Regions from separate parts of the Mus musculus genome. Here region 2 is linked to region 1. Evidence: chromatin contacts called from ENCODE Hi-C data. All regions are on one chromosome and are shown on one strand. The core of a region is the stretch at or near the end of the contact, and the rest is flanking DNA. Distances in the headings are between cores, read along the strand shown.

Region 1 (6,568 bases), core at 2,494-4,993:
TTTACAATGCCTTACGGGCTGAGGTCCAGCTAGTCCGACCATGGATGTCTACCAATGCAAAGTCCAAGAGTCCAGTAGTTGCTCAGTCTATGAGGCTGGAGGTCTCATCTGGTCTTCAGTTGAAAGAATCCCAAAGAAATAGCCTTCAGTACCAGTGAAGGGATGAATGGGCTTGCCAGTGAGGGAGAGCAGCAGGCAGAGTGAAGACTTCTGTCTTCCATGTCCTTTATACAGGCTGCCAGCAGAAGGTGTGGCCTAGATTAAAGGTGGATCTTCCAACCCCAAAAGATCTAGATTAAAAGCGGGTCTTCCCACTTCAGTTGATTTAATTAAGCTGCTTGGGTTTTACTTCATTGTAGATGTTGTCACATTCAAAACCAAGAGTAGCCATCTTTCATACTTGGCATCTTTCATACTTCACATTGACAACCAAGAGTAGCCATCTTTCACCTTGGCATCTTTCATACTTCAGTTGGAAACCCTGCTTACGTTGACTTCCGAAATAGTAAATAGGTCTTGAAAGTCTTCCTCCAGAAAATCCAGATGCTGAGGCGGTCAGAAAATTCTTCTCCAGCAATACCTAGTTTTCATCAGAATTACATTCAGGCATTGTGTTAGCCCCCCTCTCCCCCAGCAGACACACTGTAGGAGGGACTGAGGTTCTGGGGTGCAGGCTCCTTTTCTTCTGGGGGTTCCATAAGTGTACACTTTAGATATTTCTCTTCAGGCATCTTAGTTCTGTGTCTGCAGTCTCATTCCCAGGCTGCTTCAGGGAGGAATACACAGCTACAAACATGGCTGACTTCAGGGATCCCCAGGTGGGGCCAGGGCCTGTTTGCTGCCATTCTCGTTTGCATACCACCCCTGCCCTTAGTGTGCCACCCTGACAAAGCCCACCCCTGCCCTTAGTGTGCCACACTGACAAGGCTAGTGCGTGACTATTGTCTTTCTTCTTTTTAAAGGCCTTGTGATTGGGTTTCATTTGCCAGAACTGGTGCTGACCTGCAGGCCTGCACACATGCTAGGCAACTGTCCGGCCATTGAGCTACCGCCACCTCTAAGCCTCTTTGCATTTCTATTTTAAAAGTCTTACCACGTAGTCCAGGCTGTGGGCAAACTGGCATTCCCCCCATCTCAGTCTTCGAGTACCTGGGTTTATAGACACCCTGGTATTTGCAGCTACCATGCCCAGCAAAAATCTCTGTCTTATTTTGTGACATGAAGATCTCTGCTCTTGCCTTGAGTTGGCTTTGGTAGTGTGGCCTTTTTCCTTCTCACTCTCCACTCCAATAGAAACACAATCTTAGGAGCGTGCACAGTTGGCATATATCCTGGGAGAAGCTGGGATATACAGTAAAATATGGCTTCTATCTCATCTAGCAAACCTTTCTCTAATCTCCTTAAGATGTTTATTTTCTCATCTTTACCCCTCCCCACAAATGCCACAATTTCCTCCACACTATTCTCCAAATCTGTACATAAGGCAAGAGGAAAGGATTCTCAGCAAAAATCTAGTTCTTGGCCAAGCCCCTCCTCCCTTATGCATACATACTGTTTGGGAATGGGTTATAAAGGTAGAGGTGGTTTCTCTACCTCATGTATATGTTAAAAAAAAAAAAAAAGACAACAGCAGTGGGTAAAACAGAAACAACCAAAAGCAATTTTGGGGGAAAAAATCTTTAATCAAAAAACGAATTCCCCTTATTAAGGAGGTACGATCATGGGCCATGGGCATACAGTGCTGTTATGTCAGGATAGGTGTGCGTGCAGTTTAGCACAGGGCCATAAATAGACATTCTGGAACATTTTGGAGTCCCCTGGTAGATGCCATGAGGGTGGAGTGAAGGCTGAATTCCACCTCTGACTCAGACCTTGTGGGTGACAGGAAGGTACCAGCTGGCCTGAGGCTGAGGCCACCACTGTTTGAGAAACAGGGGCCATGTGCTTATCTTAGGGTGACTTTTTGGCAGAAACGACTTTTTGTTCTTTCATATTAAACTATGCACTGACTTCCTGGTGACCAACCACTAAAACTAAGGTGGAAGAAACCTTTGGCTCTCTGCCCCAATCCCAGTTCTGGAACCTTCTGTGAGCATGTACGGGCAGGTTCTTGGGAAAAAAGTCAGATTTCTAAAATGGCCCTCCTCTGTGGACCCTGGGGAAAAGTGGGGCATAGAATGGCAAGAGGCACATGAGGGAGCTAAAAATAGAAAAGGAACATGTGTTCCAAAAAAATGGGTGAAGAAAGAAACTCTAGTCAGGATCAAAGGAAGTGAAAGGGTATGTCCGGAAAGTGTGCAGCCCTGAATCCCATCCAAACCATTCATTTGCTACCGAGTTTAAAATGGTGATGAACTAAAATCCATGCTCAGTCCCTCTGGGAAGGGACTGACATGCTGGACGCAATTTCTAGATCCCATGAGCGGCCATCATAGGAGATAAAGGACACTCTATTAAATGTGAAGATCAGAAAAATGAAACCCAGGTTTTAATTTAGGTAAATATCAAGATTGCTTGTGTCATTTAATTGGCTTTTCCGTGTCATTTGCTCATCTACCAAAGGCAGAAGGGAGAAAGAGTGAAGGGGAGCCGAGCTAGCTGATGGTTTGAGTGCAGAATGACCACATCTGGCACCACATGGTCCAAGGTGGCCGAGGGGAGCTTACCCTTGTCTGCCCTGGGATGCTTTTTTATATAGTCCACAGCTATGCAAAGCCACAGCAAAGTCAGAGAGATTGGGTGAAGCTGGTGTTTGACTCTTCACCTTTCGGAGTGACCTGGCACTTCCAGCCATTCAGCTGTCCCTCCCCTCCTCACACCTACCCAGAGACTCACTCTCTCAAAGAGGTCACAGTGTGAGCCATTCTCTCTCAGAGTCTCCCTGAAGTTCTGCCATACCCTCTCTGGCTCCTCAGTTTAGCTTTTCAGAAGGCTGGCTATAACTCCAGCTATATCCGAAGAACAAACACTAACACCATTTCCTCACTGTACCCAACAATGGAGCTCTGAACTCCCATAGAGCAAAACTGGTAGAGTTAAAGGGAGAAAGGCTTAAAAAATGAGAGTTGAGACCTAGGTTCCTCACTTATAGTTACAGATAGAAGTATATACTAGGACAGAAGACAAACAGGATATAAGACAGAGTGAGACAACGAACCAACCAGGCTAAACTGTTACACAGAGAACATTTCTACAACTGGTTTACCCCATCTCTAGTGCTCGGCAGTCTCTAGGATAGGACATCTGCTATGTCATTAAACAAGCTTTAATAAATGCTAAATGACTGAAATCATGCTAAGTATTTTCTAATGGAATGTTAGAAATAAAAAAGAGGCTCAGTGGATAAGAACACTGACTGGACACGCATGGAGACCCACATGCAAATCAGCAGCGCCCACATAAAAAGAAAGTAAAAGAAAAAAAAGAAAAAGGAAAGAAAGAAAGAAGGAAAGAAAGAGAGAGAGAGAGAGAGAGAGGAAGAAAGGAAGGAAGGAAGGAAGGAAGGAAAAAAGAAAGAAAGAAAGAAAGAGAAAGAAAGAGAGAGAAAAACAAAATAGGCAAAATCAAACCAAGGGAGAAACCCCTTGAGATGAATGATAATACAGCAAATCAAAACTGCCCTGGAACACAGCTAACGCCATGTCTACAGGGAAATGTTTAGCACAGATGTGCAGCATAAACACTTAGAGTACATTTTTTTCCAATGAGGCATGGTGGCGGCACACACTGCCCTTTGGAGGCAGAAGCAGGAGGAACAGGAGTTCATGGTTATTTTTGGCAACAGTGAGAGGAAGGGCACTATAGACAACAAGAAGCTGACTCTGTCTTTTAAAAAAAAAATCATTAATCAGTTGATTAGATTTCCTGGTGAGAGACGGTAGGCATAAGGACTGCACTGAAATTCACATACAAAGTCAGGCAGGAGCCAAGCAAGGCTGGGAGCCGTACAGCGAGGAGACGGTTTTAGGGATAATGTTTGTTTTTATTTTTCAGAGAAGGAACAGCTGTCAGATAAGAGTAGGAGGCACCAAGGACAGTGAACTTAATTCTAGTTGGTATGAAAAACATCTGGTTGATCAACACAAAATTCTCTGGAAGTCACTTCTCCAAACTGAGTTGGCATGACAAGTATGCTAGGTTAATTTGTTTGTCTTTTTAAAATCTAATTTCATTCATTTATGTATTATTATCATGGGAGGGACACTTATGTGCCATGATACACAAGTAAAGGTCAGAAGAGGATGCTCAGGACTCTGTTCTGTCCTACCCTGGGATCAAACTCAGGCTCTCAGGCTTGTGTGGCAACTTGCTGGCCTGGTTAATGACTTTTGTTTGTTTGCTTATTGTTTATTTCTTGATACTGGGTTTCTGTGTTGCCCTAGGTATCTTGGAACTCACGCTGTAGACCAGGCTGGCCTTAACTCAGAGATCCACCTGCCTCTGCCTCTCCCCACCTCCAATGCTGGGATTAAAGGTATGTGCCACCACCCCACATACACAGGTTAATGAGTTTTTAATGAGAAAACTAGATATTCAGGAAATTAAGAGTAATTCCATTCCTATGCATAACAATGGACAAGGTAGAATACATTCATACAATTAGAAGACAGTCCAAGAGTGACTGCTAACTAGCTCCTACACAGTGTCTGATCTGACTATGGAGTTAGGACCTCTGAGCTCTGATGTTGCTTGGCATCAGATCTTCAGGGCCTGAATTCTTTCTGGTCCTGTCACTCACAGACTTGGTGAGTGCTGTTTTAAGCAAGAGGTATCTGAAGAATGCCTTGGTTGCAGTGGGCTCTTGTTAAATAACAATGTTACTGATAGTGTTTTCATGAAAGGAACACTCAAGAGTATACAGCTTATACCACAACAACGTATCATTTAGGGTGACCTACCCATATTTTCCCCAACCCTGTTTCATAGTAACTTTAGCTAATGTTAAAAGGAACTGATGATTGAACAAGTCCAGCAAACCCAACCCCCAACCCCCTTTTCCCCAAGAGACAATGTTAGCTAAGGGGCTTCATCTATCAGCATACATGACCCACATGACTGTCCTCCATAACACCAGCCCAGGATAAGTCACTCTGGGAGGTGTGGAGCCTCCTGGACCTTTGGTCACAAACCAGCTCTCCTTCAGGGATGTGTCTATGTAACTTATAAAGAATTATCCCTGGTTTCATGGCCTTTGTCCTTGGAAACATGTTTCTCCCTTGCTTGGGTCCTGGGCCACAATGGAGCACTGTGGCCAGAGAATCAAAACAGCCCGTGATGGTGGACACGGAGGGGGAGTGGAAGAGGTTACCCTGGGGAGGAGGAGGGAAAGTCAGAGAGCACCACTCAGCACCTTCCCTCTCCATTTTGGAAATTTACCTGAATGCTGCAGTTCTGAAGTGGGGAGTAGCCATCAAAACCAGGGACCCAGGAGACCAGGATGCTGTGTGCTGTACTGTTGAGGATATGGACTTCAGTGGGCGGGGAGGGGATTACTATGGAAAAAGAAGACACACACACACCATCACAATTATAAACCACAGGAGGCTTCAAGTATCAACCAGTTTCAACCTGTGGGTCGTGACCCTTCTGGGGGTCAAGCAACTCTTTCACCTGAGTCGCTTAACATTGGAAAACACAGATATTTATATTACCATTCATAACAGTAGCAAGATTATGGTTATGAAATAGCAACAAAATAATTTTGTAGTTGGGGGTGACCACAACATGAGGAACTGTGTTAAAGGACGGCAGCATTAGGAGACTGAGAACCACTGGCTTAGGCAAAGTGGGTCTTGGTTATTCTGGAAAAAGCTTTAAGATAAATGAAGGTCAGTCAGAAACACAAGTTTGACCTCAGAGTTGGGGAGATAAGGCAGAAGGACCGGAAGTTCAAGGCCACCTTGTCTTAAAATAAACGCATAGAAATCCCACAAGCTTTGGAAATAGAATAGAGGTTTTTGGTTTTTTTTTTGTTTGTTTGTTTGGATAGAGTTTTTAAAGAAAGTTTAGATGAGATTCTACATGAAGCACACATTTTAATGCTTCCCATTTTATACATGTCTAAACTCGGAGAAGTTTAAACCTTAGCCTTAGTAAATACGTCTTTATAAGTCTACACCCACTGATGGATTTCTGAGATTCCCAGCATGCCTTTTGAAACTGTAATAGCAGAATTTGTGGAAAAGGAAGGAAGTTATACACTTCCTCCAGGAGTCACTTTTAGTTTGTTTTTTTTGTTTTTTTTTTTTTTTGGCAATGAACCTTTACAAAATGCTATGTCATATCCTTCATCCAGTCCGTTTACCGAAACTGAAATCAGAATCCTTTAGAACTCCTTCCGTCGTTTTAAATCCCCTTCTCTGCATGCCCAACCTTTAACTTATCATTCAGCATATTCCAACATGTCTTTGTGTTGCTGTGATTTCCTGAGGATAGTAGGAAAGAACCATGAACCCAGCATTTCATCTTCTCTATCTAAAGAGCTACGTGACAGTAAAATATAAAACATGTTTGAGTTTCTGTGAGAAAGAATGACGACATAAAGATTAAATACAGCATAATTTGCTTG
Region 2 (6,568 bases), core at 3,009-5,508, about 15 Mb before region 1:
GCATCAGGCAGGAACTGTGAGACGCAGGGGACAGGGATCCGAGCATGGGCAGTGGTGGGAAGCAGTGTGTGAGAAGACACATGTCACACAGCCAGATGTCGGTGAGGAAAGGCTGCTCCCTCCCTTCCTATATCTAGCACACTGCCTGGCTAGCCACAGCTCGGTGACCATGTGCTGAGAGAGTAAATCAAGGGACAGTCCATTTCCATGATTAAATTGATCCATAACTACAGATCCACCATTTATTTTTGGCTCTTCTTTTCTTATTTACTTACATTGCATTTGTTTAGTTGTGTCCATGTGTACACACAGCATGACACATATGGGCAGGTCAGAGGAGTCTGTTCTTCCTTCTACCGTGTGGGTCCCAGGGATAGAGTCAGGTTATTGCTCTTGGTATCAAGTACCTCTGTCCTCTGAGATAACCTCACTGGCCCTAGTAATGTATTTTTGAGACAGGGTCTTGTTATTGTAGCCCAGGCTAGCCTCACATTGGCCATCCTTCTGCCTCAGAATCTTGAGTGCTGTGCTTAGAGGAATGTGCCACTATGTCCAGCCTCAAACTATTATTACTGTAAATTTTTGAAACATTGGCGGCTGTTGCAGACTCCTCCCTTCCTCCCTTCCTTCCTTCCTCATCCTTAAATACTTTGTATCTGACTTCTAAACACAAGAGCAATGAAATCTCACTTAAAGTTACAGAATGCGAGAGAATGGTGACAGGGCTGTACAGTAGTACTCAGTGTACAGTCCAAAGCTGCCTCTCTCCATTTGTCCCTTTTATCCGTTGATCCCTGTATGTGGTAAAGGCTATCCGTTAACCCCTGTGTGTCACTCAGTCTTGTGCCCGCCCTTGTGAATTCACAGATCACAGCATCTCTCTTCCCTAAACCTGTTCATGTCCTCCAGAGAGAAATTTTCCCTCTAGTTTCTGTGTGTACTGCCCGATCCCAGAGTTGTTGCCCACTCTAGGTCACACACTTTGTCCACCCAAGGCCACACACTGTCCAACCAAGGTCATCAAGGTCTCATACTTCATGAAGGGCTGAGATCCTGTCACCTTCAGCCGCTACTCCAAATCTCACACATTGCCCCATCTCCCAACTTCTGGAGGACTTGCACCCTTTCCCAAGCCAGCTGTCTGTGTACCGCCCCAACCCCGTTCCCCACTGTTTTGCTTGCTTCGAGCATGCTAGTTGAGGGCTCTTGCACTGAACCAAGTACCTTATATCTTACCCAGTATCCCCAGGACCCCTGACAATGTACTACTGGGATATTGGGTCTAAAGAAGGGACTAAAGGACGATGGAGACAGGCAGCTGAAGTCGACCTCAGAAGCAATATCTTGGAGCGGTCCCCAGGAGGAACCTTCTTGAAGTGGATAATTAAGATTGGGAAGGGTTGTAGGGCTTGAAAGGAGCCCAGGCTAGAGAATTTGAGAAGACTGGGTGGTCCCAAGCCTTTGTGGAGAGAGAGGTTGAAGGATTACGTTTTAAAAAGATTTTTATTTTTAATTATGTGTATGTGAGTGTCTTGTGTGTAGGTGTGTGCACATGAGTTCAGGTGCCGACACAGCCCAGAGGCATCAGATCCCCCAGAGTTTGATTTATAGGCACCAGTGGGCTGCTCCGTGTGTATGGGTGTTGGGAACTCTCAGAGGTCCTCTGTAAGAGTAGCGCAGGCTCTTAACTGCTGAGCCATCTCTGCAGCCTCCGGGTATGTTTGTTAGAAGGTTTGGAGTGGGCTGTTCTTGTTTTGACTTTTTAATTAATTAATTAATTAATTAAAATTTCAAGACAAGGTTTTTCTGTGCAGCCCTGGCTGTCCTGGAACTAGTTCTGTAGATCAGGCTGGCCTCAAACTCATAGAGATCCATCTGCCTCTGTCTCCCAGGTGTGTGCCACCACTGTCGGGCACCACTGCCTGACTGTTTTTCCTTTACTTATTTTTTTTTTAAATAAAGTCCCACTATATTTCCCAGGCTGGTTTTGAACTGTGATCCTCCCAGAGCTGGGCTTACATTCCTATCTGCTACAGTCTCCATACTGCTTCTTTTCCTGTATCTACCCTTTTATTTTGTAGCCCTAACTGGTCTGCAAGTAACATAGACCAGGCTAGCTTAATTTACAGAGATCCACCAGCCTCTGTCTCTAGAGTACTGGGATTAAAAGCATGTACCAACACACCCACCTATCTATCTGCCTTTTTGAGAGATCTTTGTTTGTAGAGAGCTGTTTGACCTAGCTCAGGCTGGTCTCAGGCTTTCTACACAGCTGGGGATGCCGATGAATTCCTGAGCCTTCTGTCCCCACCTCCTCAGTGTGGGGGTTACAGGTGTGCACCACCACATCTGGGGCTTTTTCCAGAGACTGTAGACAAACTTATATTCAAGAACTGTGCATCATTCAAATACAACTCCACATATAGACTGGCTTCAGGCAGCTTGACTGTGTTCTGGGTATTGTGTATATGTATGTATATATGTATGTATGTATGTATGTATGTATGTATGTATGTATGTGACTACATTTGGATCAAATATGCTATAAAAAATAGTACAGAAACCATGTGTTATAAACTAAGACCCTGTACTGGGCCCCAACGGACTGGACTAACAATCAAAATGGAGTCACCCACTTCACCGTTGTGTGTCACTAATGGGAAACTAAGATGTTATCTGGGGGTGAGGCTGGCAGGGAGGGAGCTAAACTTCCTAACCAGGCCAGTTTCAATTTCACAGTGAAGCCCATCCCTGTAACCTGAGGTTAACGGATCAACTATTTTCTTTTGTTCTGTCTTGATACCTCTGCCTCTCACAGAAAGTCACTCTTGAATGTCTAATCCGCCTTTCCTTCTTTGTCTCCTGCCCCGTCCAGCCCTTTTCTGGAGTGAAATCTTTCCTGATTCCAGAACGGCAAAATGAAGCTACTTTATTTCTCGGCAATCGTGAGGGCTGTGAATACTCACATGAGGGACAGGTGGTCCTGGAGGACTCCCCATGGGCTATCTCCGAGCAGGGCTCTGGGGCTGGGAAGGACCACTGAGGGCATTCTCCATTTCCTGCTGTGAGAATGGAGAACTCTTTGGTGGGTGAGGAGTTGACAGGAGCCAGAGAGTGTCATATAACTACCTACTGAAGTCCCTTGTCTCTTTGGGCCTAAGCTCAGCTTCTCCACTTGTAAATAGGGCAGCAGACAAGGCCTTCATGGCAGTTACACTCACTGATGCCCCAGGATCTCCAGTCTTCTGCTCACCCACAGGGTCTATGATATTTGTGCAATGGCAGCCTGGGCAGAGGAAGACATTGAGAAAATGTCCTAGGTCACACCGATGCTACCCACCCCAAAGACATGTCCCAGAGAGTGGTAGCAGACTAGAGTCAGAACAGCCAAGTGTGTGAGGTGTGGGTGGAATGCAGGTTTAAGGCTGGGTTGTCTGCAGCTGGAACAGGCTCTACAGTGGCAGGGATAGGGTGGGGCTGGGAAGGGCCTGGGCTTGAGTGGCCTGGGGTAGAGTTCTGCAGAGCCTTAGAACAGGAAAGTTAAGACTGTTGTCCTGGGATTCATGATAGCCCTCAGGTCAGTGAAGGGACCTGGACTGCCATTTATTGAAGCGTTCATTGCTTGACTGTGATGGTTAAATATTTAGACAGATGGCATGTGGGTTACCTTTTGGACCCTTGTCATAGGCCTGACTGGAGTTCAGGGACGGTGCCATCAGGCCCGGCACATGGCACCTTCAAGCTTATTGTCTGAGAGAGTCAGATGGAAGCTGGGGAGGGGCTGAGGAGAAATGACCAGGTTGTGAGAAGCATTGCCAAGAGCTGCAGGCCATCCCTAACTTTATGGCCCAGTGTGCTCCAAACACAAGCTGCTGCAGAGTTAGATAAACACTGGGATGCTGGGCTTGGAAGTGGAGCCACACGAGGGACAGAGCATGGGACCTTCCAGAAAGGAAGAGAACCTTCAGGATTCCTTTCTGACCCATTAAGGAGAAGCTAACTATGAGGCTGTCATAAGAAGGGGAGGAGGGGAGGGGAGGAGGAGGAGAGGAAGAAGGGAGGAGGAGGAGAGGAAGAAGGGAGGAGGAGGAGAGGAAGAAGGGAGGAGGAGGAGAGGAAGAGAGGAAGGGAGGATGCTTTGTCTCCAGCTCATTCTGGTTTAACTGTGACCCAGGAGCTTCCGCTCACGTCACAGGCTTTCTAGTCCAGGCTCAGGGAGCTATTTGCCTTCTGGCTAGTGGACAAAGGGCCCTCATGACATAAGCTGAGGCTCTAACTGGTCAGTAGAGCAGGTGTTGATAAGTGCTTGGAATGGAATGTCACCCAAAGGAAAGAAAAATGCAGAAGATACTTGAAGCTTAAAGAAAAAAGTATCAGAGCCAGAAGCTCTAGAGGTCGGAGATTCTTTCCAAATCATTCCCACCTCTCAGAGCAGGAAGACTGTGAATTTGGCACCTGGAGTTTCTCTAGCCTCTTGAGGAGCAACGTGGCTGTGTGCCCCATCCCCTCAGATTTGCCTTTCCTTGGCAGAGAACACATTGTCTGAGATGGGTTTGAGGTCATCTTTTCCCTCTGGCAGGGAGATTCTGAAAGCATGAGCTAAGCGCTGTGGGGGAGAAGGAATGTGCATCGTGGACTTGCTGGGCATCCCATCCTGGAAAGAAGCCGGTACGGGCACAGCCTGCTCCATGGGCCTCTTGGAACAGAAGGAGGGACTCTTGGGAGGTGGCTAAGTCACTTTGGTTGTCTGGAGCCCTTCTGATTAAGAAGAGGTTTCGAGCAAGGCAGAACATTTCCAAGGGTTCAGCTGGAGGGACCCAAATTTGTGCTGCACATAATGGGGTAACAGCTATTTGAAAAGAGGACTCTTGTTCCCAAACACTTTCCAGCAGGCTTTATGGAAGTGGAGTGAATATCTTGGAGGAGCTTTGAGGTTACACCTCAGTCTGGGAACACAGACCGGAGGACAGCAGCTGCACTGGAGAGACGGGTGGTTTAAGAGGCCCTGACTCGCCTTCTTCTTCTTCGGGAAAACACCAAATGGCGGATGACGCCGGTGCAGCGGGAGGTTCCGGAGGACCCGGGGGCCCAGGATTAGGAAGCCGCGGCGGCTTCCGCGGAGGATTCGGCGGAATTCGGTCTTAGGGGCCGCGTTCGTGGCCGAGGCCGTGGCCGTGGTCGAGGCCGCGGGGCTCGTGGAGGTAAAGCTGAAGACAAGGAGTGGATCCCCGTCACCAAGCTGGGCCGCCTGGTTAAGGACATGAAGATCAAGTCCTTGGAGGAGATCTACCTGTTTTCCCTGCCTATTAAGGAGTCTGAGATCATTGACTTCTTCCTGGGTGCGTCCCTAAAGGATGAGGTTCTGAAAATCATGCCAGTGCAGAAGCAGACTCGGGCTGGCCAGCGGACCAGGTTCAAGGCTTTCGTCGCTATTGGGGACTACAATGGTCACATTGGTCTTGGTGTTAAGTGCTCCAAGGAGGTTGCCACTGCCATCCGAGGGGCCATCATCTTGGCCAAGCTTTCTATCGTCCCTGTGCAGAGAGGCTACTGGGGGAACAAGATTGGCAAGCCCCACACTGTTCCATGCAAGGTGACAGGCCGCTGTGGCTCTGTGCTGGTGCGTCTCATCCCTGCCCCCAGAGGCACTGGCATTGTCTCTGCTCCTGTGCCCAAGAAGCTCCTGATGATGGCCGGTATAGATGACTGCTACACTTCAGCCAGAGGCTGCACTGCCACCCTGGGCAACTTTGCCAAGGCCACCTTTGATGCCATCTCCAAGACTTACAGCTACCTGACCCCCGACCTCTGGAAAGAGACTGTCTTCACCAAGTCTCCTTATCAGGAGTTCACGGATCATCTTGTGAAAACCCACACCAGAGTCTCTGTTCAGAGGACCCAGGCTCCAGCTGTGGTTACCACATAAGGGTTTTTATACAAGAAAAATAAAAGAATTAAGTCTGCTATATATATATATATATAAAGAGGCCCTGACTCTGGGCTTACCTTCTTCAGCACCTGCCACTTTCCCAAGCTCTTCCTGTCTCCTCCTCTCCCCACTTTCAGCCACCAACTGAGTGTGTATCAGATTCTTGGAGTCACTGTAAGAAGTGACCAGTTTTCAACAATCAAAATGTATTCTTAGACTTCAGGGACCATGAGTCCCAGAGCAAGAGGTTCCAGGGTCATGCTGTCCCCAGAGGCTCCCGAGAGAGTCTTCTGGTTTCTTCCTGCTTCTGGTAACTCCAGGAGGCTCTCAGCTTGGGCTTGAGTCAGTCTAACAATAAGAAATTGGGCTTTCCCCCTCTCTGACCTGTTCTCTGCCCATATGCAAGGTGATTTTAAGTCTTTAACTTAATTATTCTACTTTTTCAGATAAGGTCACATTCACTGGGGACTTAGGATAAGGATGTGTGTTTTGAATTAGGCTGGTGAGATGTTTATTCACACGAGGGTTTTTGTGAGCATGTTCTAGCTGGGCCAGGTCCTTAGACAGGACAGTACAGCACTCTCTACTACGAATGAAGTCCTATAGGCCTTAGTTTGGTTGTCTGCAGAAGTGGCTGGT

What was found. Hi-C counts contacts between places; a loop is a spot of excess contacts on that map.
Region 2: a loop to region 1 is called in a map of T-helper 1 cell, with 276 times the contacts of the local background. The contact joins two enhancer-like sites. A Hi-C loop is called at or near these places in 4 of 37 maps with a recorded cell type or tissue (T-helper 1 cell, T-helper 17 cell and T-helper 2 cell).

Annotation. Positions count from the first base shown.
Region 1 is chr2:128,750,831-128,757,398 of GRCm38, reverse strand. Mertk (MER proto-oncogene tyrosine kinase) reads right to left here. Exons shown (of 19, transcript NM_008587.2): 6 at 5,377-5,492. Among named protein-coding and RNA genes, the nearest start is that of Mertk, 55 kb to the right of the region's middle. Within about 2 kb of position 3,743, at least 1 of the 3 ENCODE cell types and tissues checked has a DNase peak (open chromatin) inside an H3K27ac peak, as active enhancers do.
Region 2 is chr2:144,141,846-144,148,413 of GRCm38, reverse strand. All of the region lies in intron 2 of Banf2os (a long non-coding RNA gene), which reads left to right. It also overlaps the pseudogene Gm11687. Among named protein-coding and RNA genes, the nearest start is that of Gm5535, 44 kb to the left of the region's middle. Within about 2 kb of position 4,258, at least 1 of the 3 ENCODE cell types and tissues checked has a DNase peak (open chromatin) inside an H3K27ac peak, as active enhancers do.